2 separate regions of the Homo sapiens genome follow, and region 1 is linked to region 2. Evidence: chromatin contacts called from ENCODE Hi-C or POLR2A ChIA-PET data. All regions are on one chromosome and are shown on one strand. Each heading gives the region's core, a stretch centred on a gene start or an enhancer-like site at or near the end of the contact. The rest is flanking DNA. Distances are from core to core; before and after follow the strand shown. Region 1 overlaps SCN4A (sodium voltage-gated channel alpha subunit 4). Region 2 holds the start of PRR29 (proline rich 29).

What was found. A loop is a pair of places that touch in the nucleus more often than their neighbours do. ChIA-PET counts read pairs that join two places held with the same protein, here RNA polymerase II (POLR2A). Pooled maps may share reads with other maps.
Region 1: a loop to region 2 is called in a map with no recorded cell type, with 2.1 times the contacts of the local background. The contact joins the enhancer-like site here to the promoter of PRR29 in region 2. A Hi-C loop is called at or near these places in 35 of 168 maps with a recorded cell type or tissue (B cell, CD4-positive, alpha-beta T cell, CD4-positive, alpha-beta memory T cell and 21 more), 22 of 37 single-sample maps with no recorded cell type and 28 of 50 pooled maps. POLR2A ChIA-PET finds 5 or more read pairs at or near these places in 17 of 52 experiments (AG04450, B cell, CD4-positive, alpha-beta memory T cell and 11 more).

Annotation. Positions count from the first base shown.
Region 1 is chr17:63,953,254-63,955,953 of GRCh38, reverse strand. The region is part of intron 13 of SCN4A (sodium voltage-gated channel alpha subunit 4); the gene reads left to right. Among named protein-coding and RNA genes, the nearest start is that of SCN4A, 18 kb to the left of the region's middle. Within about 2 kb of position 1,338, at least 8 of the 41 ENCODE cell types and tissues checked have a DNase peak (open chromatin) inside an H3K27ac peak, as active enhancers do; they include B cell, CD4-positive, alpha-beta T cell, CD8-positive, alpha-beta T cell and 4 more, where a contact is called at or near this core.
Region 2 is chr17:63,996,922-63,999,621 of GRCh38, reverse strand. PRR29 (proline rich 29) reads right to left here and starts at 1,271. Exons shown (of 6, transcript NM_001164257.2): 1 at 1,198-1,271; 2 at 840-915; 3 at 548-654. The coding sequence starts at 1,257. It overlaps PRR29-AS1 (PRR29 antisense RNA 1), which reads left to right. Exons shown (of 3, transcript NR_126169.1): 1 at 1-1,297; 2 at 1,700-1,857; 3 at 2,359-2,700. RefSeq lists an enhancer at 108-1,085 and a silencer at 1,339-1,388.

The DNA of each region.
Region 1 (2,700 bases), core at 89-2,588, 44 kb after region 2:
AGGGACTGGGAAGACGCCTGTCCCCATGTTCCCCAAAGGCCTATGGAATCCCTGAGCTGCAGCGACAGAGCTTCTCAGATATTGCTGATCTCTGGCTGGGGGCAGCACCAAGAGAGGGAAGGGGGTGTCACCTCAGCTGCAGAAGAAGACTATGCTGCAGCTACAGAGGAGAACCCAGGCCTCCTGTCCCTGAAAGGAGGGTCTTAGGGAGTGGGGAGAGAGAGGGAAGGTGCCCGGGCCCAACTTTGGGGCAGGATTGGGGATGGGGAGAGCAGACCCTGAGTAGGAGTTTGTTGATGTAAGTCTAAGGACTTGGGGGTGACTGAGTCTTCAGGGAGTTGCTGTTTCTATGTGTGGAAACTCAGAAACGTTTTAAATCCCCACTTTGCCACTCACTGACTGGGAAACCTCGAGCCCGTTATTTAACCCTTTGGGCCTCAGTTTTCCCATCTGGAAAACGGGGATGAAAATGGGGATGACTCTTTCACTGGGTGGTTGCAAGGATTATGTTACGCATGCGCTTACAAGTGCTTACCAAAGTGCCTGGCCACGTGGCTGGGAGTACAGGTGTTGCAGGCGTGCGGCAGGGCAGTGCTGGTTTAGGTTCCCGCCACCAGGGCGATGCTCCTGTATTGGCAGTGGGGGGCCTACTGTATGTCAGTCCCTGCCAAAGGGAGTTACTGGCATTGCCCCTAATTCTCTCAGCCACCCCATGAGACAGGTAATGTTATTTCCACACTCTCGAGGAGGCACTGCCCAGAACCACACAACTAGTGAGAAACAGAGCTGGTGCTGGAACTGGGTCCATGTAACTCCAGTAACGATAACATCAATGACAACAGTATCGTAATAATGATAACGTCAGCATCAGCAGAAGCATGGTGACAGCTGACATTTATTTAGCATTTACCCAGCATTCTGGGTGCTTCACATGTATTCATTTCACCTCATCCTCACGCCCACCTGTGAGGGGCGCGCTGGTTCATGTTTTATAGATGAGGAAACAGGGGCTCAGGGAGGTGAGTCTGTCCCGTGTGTGGGACGGGAGCCCCTGCAATCTGGCTGCAGAGTCTGGAACCAGTACAGGCCCTGCTTCTGTGTGCCTGTCACCCCTATCACACAGACATGCACACACGAACACACCACTGACATCCTTTCCCAGCCCAGCTCTGTGGCTCTCCCAGTTTGCTCAGAGGGAGTGGAACGGCCCAGGGAGGTGGCACTGTCAGCTCCTTGGGCACTGTCCCCTCCCACCACCTCCCCAGGCTTCAGAGAAGCAGGTGTCTGCCAGAGGCCACCAGGGCACCCTGCCAGAGAGTGTGAGGACCCGCATCCCCTGCACCTATGGCACTTGGTCACTTCCTGCGGGTAACTGTGAAGAAGAAGAGGAAGTGACTAGGTAACCCAAAGCACAGAACCCCCAGGGAAATTGATGTCGGCCCCCTCCCCTCCTCCCTTCCCCCATGCCTGGGGCAGCTATTTCTGTCTTGGGCAGGAGCCGTGTGCAAACCCTGCTGACCCAGAGAGCAGCTAATTCCCATCTCAGATGTGTTTCTGGCAACTGGATGCCTCCCCCCAGAGAGGGAGAAGAAAGACTAATGCGTTTTGGTGGGGGGCAAAGGCAGAAAAGCCTCTAGGGGACATGGCGGGGAGGAAGGGAGCCATGGAAATTCCCCTAGCACATTCTCTCAAAGAGCGTTTTCAGATAGTTTTTAAAGAGAGTATTTAACATGATTAACAGAATATAATCAACAGAATGTAGTGAAGACAATGACGAGAAGACCTTGGAGGAGGCTGGTGAGAGCCAGGAGTGAGACCCGCCGAGGAGACGGCCAAGGGTGGCGGATCTGCAAGTGCAGGCTCCCCAATTCCCCATGCCCTCTCACTCCCCCAGGGCTCCGAGGAAGAACCTGGCTATGCTTCTGGCTGATGGGAGCTGGGACCCTCACCCCAGCCAGGATTCTCCTTCCTCCCACTGCCCAGGGCCAGGCAGACTGGTAGAAGGAAGGGTGACCACATTAAAGACCTTCAGGGCTGCCATTCACCTTGTAGGCTAAGTGAAAGATGCCTTCTAAAGTTATACAATGACTAGAATCCTGGTTCGAGTCCTGGCTATGCTCTGTGTCCTAGAGCAGGCCACGCCACCTCTCTAGGACTCAGTTTACTCATCTATAAAATGCTGAGCTGGCCTCAGAGTTCACCACACTCTTCCTACACCTTGTATAACTTTCTTTCTTTCTTTCTTTTTCTTTTTCTTTTTTTTTTTTTCTTCAAGGCAGGGTCTCGCACTGTCACCCAGGCTGGAGTGCAGTGGGTGCAATCTGGGCTCACTGCAACCTCCGCCTCCCGGGTTCAAGTGATTCTCCTGCCTCAGCCTCCCAAGTAGCTGGGATTATAGGTGCACCACCACGCCCAGCTAATTTTTGTATTTTTAGTACATGGTTTCACCATGTTGGCCAGGCTGGAGCACCTTGTATAGCTTTCTATTATTTCAAACATAATAACAGCCAACATGCGTTGAGTGCCTACTGTGTGCTCTACTTGTATTGATGGGTTTTTTGTTTGTTTTTTGTTTTTTTGTTTTGTTTTGTTTTGAGATGGAGTCTCGCTCTGTCGCCCCGGCTGGAGTGCAATGGCGTGATCTCGACTCACTGCAACCTCCACCTCCCGGGTTCAAGCGATTCTCCTGCCTCAGCCTCC
Region 2 (2,700 bases), core at 22-2,521:
TTCGCCTCCTCCAAGGGTCAAAATCCTACCTGGCTTTCAAGGGCTGGTTCTAAGATCCTCTGCTCCTCCAAGGAGCCTGTCCCCATCCCCCAACCCTATGTGCACTTGTGCTTTGTACCTCTCCATGTGCCATCACAGCCAACCTGGCTTTGTATCCCTAACCATTCATTTATTCATTCACTCGTTCAACAAATATCAGCTGAGCCCCTACACGGTGTCAGGCACCAGGCCAGACGCTCATGATGCATGGGGCAGGGTTACCAGGGTGCCTACCTTCCTGGAGCCTTAAGTCCAGTGGGGGAGGCACTACAGGGAAACCTCCTTGAAAACAAGACCTCGGTGGTCTGGACTTTGGGGGGTCTCTTCCCCGCCCCAACCTTTCATGGAGGCTGAAACATGACAGATGCCAAACAGCCCCAGCCAGAGAGACGGGCTGGCTTCCTGCTCCTCTGTCTCCCAGTTCTTTTCCCCCCTGAACAGGAACCCCAGGTGGATCCGCATCCCTGGACCCACAGGTGAGCGACCCCGGCGGCCCACCCACACGCACCTGAGGGCAGGGCGAGGCAGGCCGGGGCTGCAGCGCTCCAGCCACCAGGCGACTCAGCAGCAGCTGGTGCATCTGCGCGTTCTGCAGCATCATCAGTTCCAGCAGGTCTAGGAAGCGGGGTTCAGCAAGCCCACGCCGGGCCTCCGAGTCCCCCTCCCCCTGACACCCCTGTCCCGGGGGTGAAGAATGGGTTGGCGGGTTGTGCTGCGGGGACTCCCAGAGGATGTGCGAGGCAGAAGAGGGTGAGTGGTGGTGATGGTGGGGGTGGGGTGGGGGGACCCGGGAGTCTCACCTTCCTTCACGCGGCCTGGCTGCGGGGGCGCAGGTGGGACGGCCCACGAGAGGGGCTGCAGGAAGGTGACCCAGGGCTGGGGGTGTGCGCGGAGTCAGCCAGGTGGGGTGGGGGGAATGGATGGGGACACGTCGCGAGCCCCAACCCCCCCGGCCAGTGGCCTCCCTAACCCCGCAGGGGCCAGGTTCTCTCCTCCCCGCCCCGCGGCCTCCCTGCTCCCTGCCACGCCTCTTCCTCTCGGTTTGGGGCTGTCTCTCCTCGTCCCCCACCCCTCCAGGATCTGGCCCCTCCAGGGACAGCTCCCCACTCTGCCGTCTCCCAAGCTAAGGCAGGATCTGCTCCCGGGCTCAGCCCTCACCGTCGGGACTGCGCTCTGCGGTGGGGAGCGACCCCAGCTTCCGCCCGCCCCAGAGGCCATGGCTGGCGCCGGTTGCCTTGGCGACGCCGAGGACGCCAAGGTCTCTTCCCACGCATGCGCGGAGCCCGCCCGTGCTCCTGGGTCTTCCATCTCCCTGCTCCCTCCTGTCTCCTCCTCCGCGGACTTGGGGTCCCCAGGAGCCCTCCCCCGCCACCAGGAGGCCAGTCTCCTCCCCGGCATGTCCACCTCCCGCCGCGCTGCTCGGGGCTCCCCTCCCCTCCCCTTGCTGGTTCCCAGAACTGGGCCTGGGTTAGTGCGGGGAAGGGGGGTGTGTTTGTTGAGTGAATAAGCGAGTGACTGGGGAGGCTTGGTTTCGGGGTCCCAGAGCCCGATTGACTCAGCTGAAAAGTTCAGGAGAAACAGAGACTTTTGCAGGAGCAGGCTGGGGGCTAGGGCAGACGAGTGAGGAGGACAAAGGGTCTGTTCCCTGTCACTCTGACAGAGAGAGGGGCTTCCTGCCAGGAAAGAGTGGTTTCTGGAGCAGACCAAGGAAGGAAACACCGCCCGAATTCACGGAAGAGGCTGAGGACTCTGGCTGGAAACACGTGGCCGGCTTCTCGCCTCTCTCCTTGCGGCTATTTGCCCTGTTTCCTGGCCAAGGTGAGCCACTGCTCCTCAGACGAGGAAAATCGTGGTGACTTCAGCACCCGCGTCCCCAGTACTGTCTCCCGTACTGGAAAAGTTACCAAAGCACGCGTTCTTTTGACAGGAAGTTAGCAAGGTCTTCCTTGCTTAAGAACAGGTGAAGGGGGAGATCTATTTCTGCAGCTGTGACCATCCTAAGATAGGCCCCCGGCAGCAGTCAAGGAAAATCCAGACAGGAAGCTGGGCTTAGCACCCCGAGTAGCCCTTCCCCCACTCTCCATGTCAGCTCCCCTTCCTGCCAGTCCTGGAGTAAGAACCAGAAAGACCATTCCCACCTCCTCCTTTGCTCCGTAGTACCTGTCTCTAGGGGAGCAGGCTTGTGGGCATTACTTTACTGTCCCCATGGGTCTTATGGCTTCAACAGCCATTAACAAGCTGAGATCCAGGCACTGGGGTCACAGCCCCCCAGTGAGTAGAACACAGAGATGCCTCTCTCCATCTCCATTCTCATTCCAGGTAGAAAGAGAACAAGCCATTTTGCTCATCATCAACAAACCTTGACCAAGGAAGTGTCTGCGTGTGCAATGTGCCATCTGAACCCTGGAGGCATAAGCAGTATGGTCACTTGTCCCAGCATTGTTGGGAAGTGAAAATGTATCCATGGAAAGAGAGCAGAAAGATAAGACTACGCCCCGGGGATAATGAAAAAGAGAGGACTTGACCGCTGAGGGATGGAGTTCCAAGGAAGTCAGTCCTTGATGGGGCCAAGCAGCAGGGGAAGACGGGCGCTATCAGGCTGGGGACAGAGCCCAAGCCAAGACCCAGGTGTATGAATGGACAGGACCTGAGATGACCCGG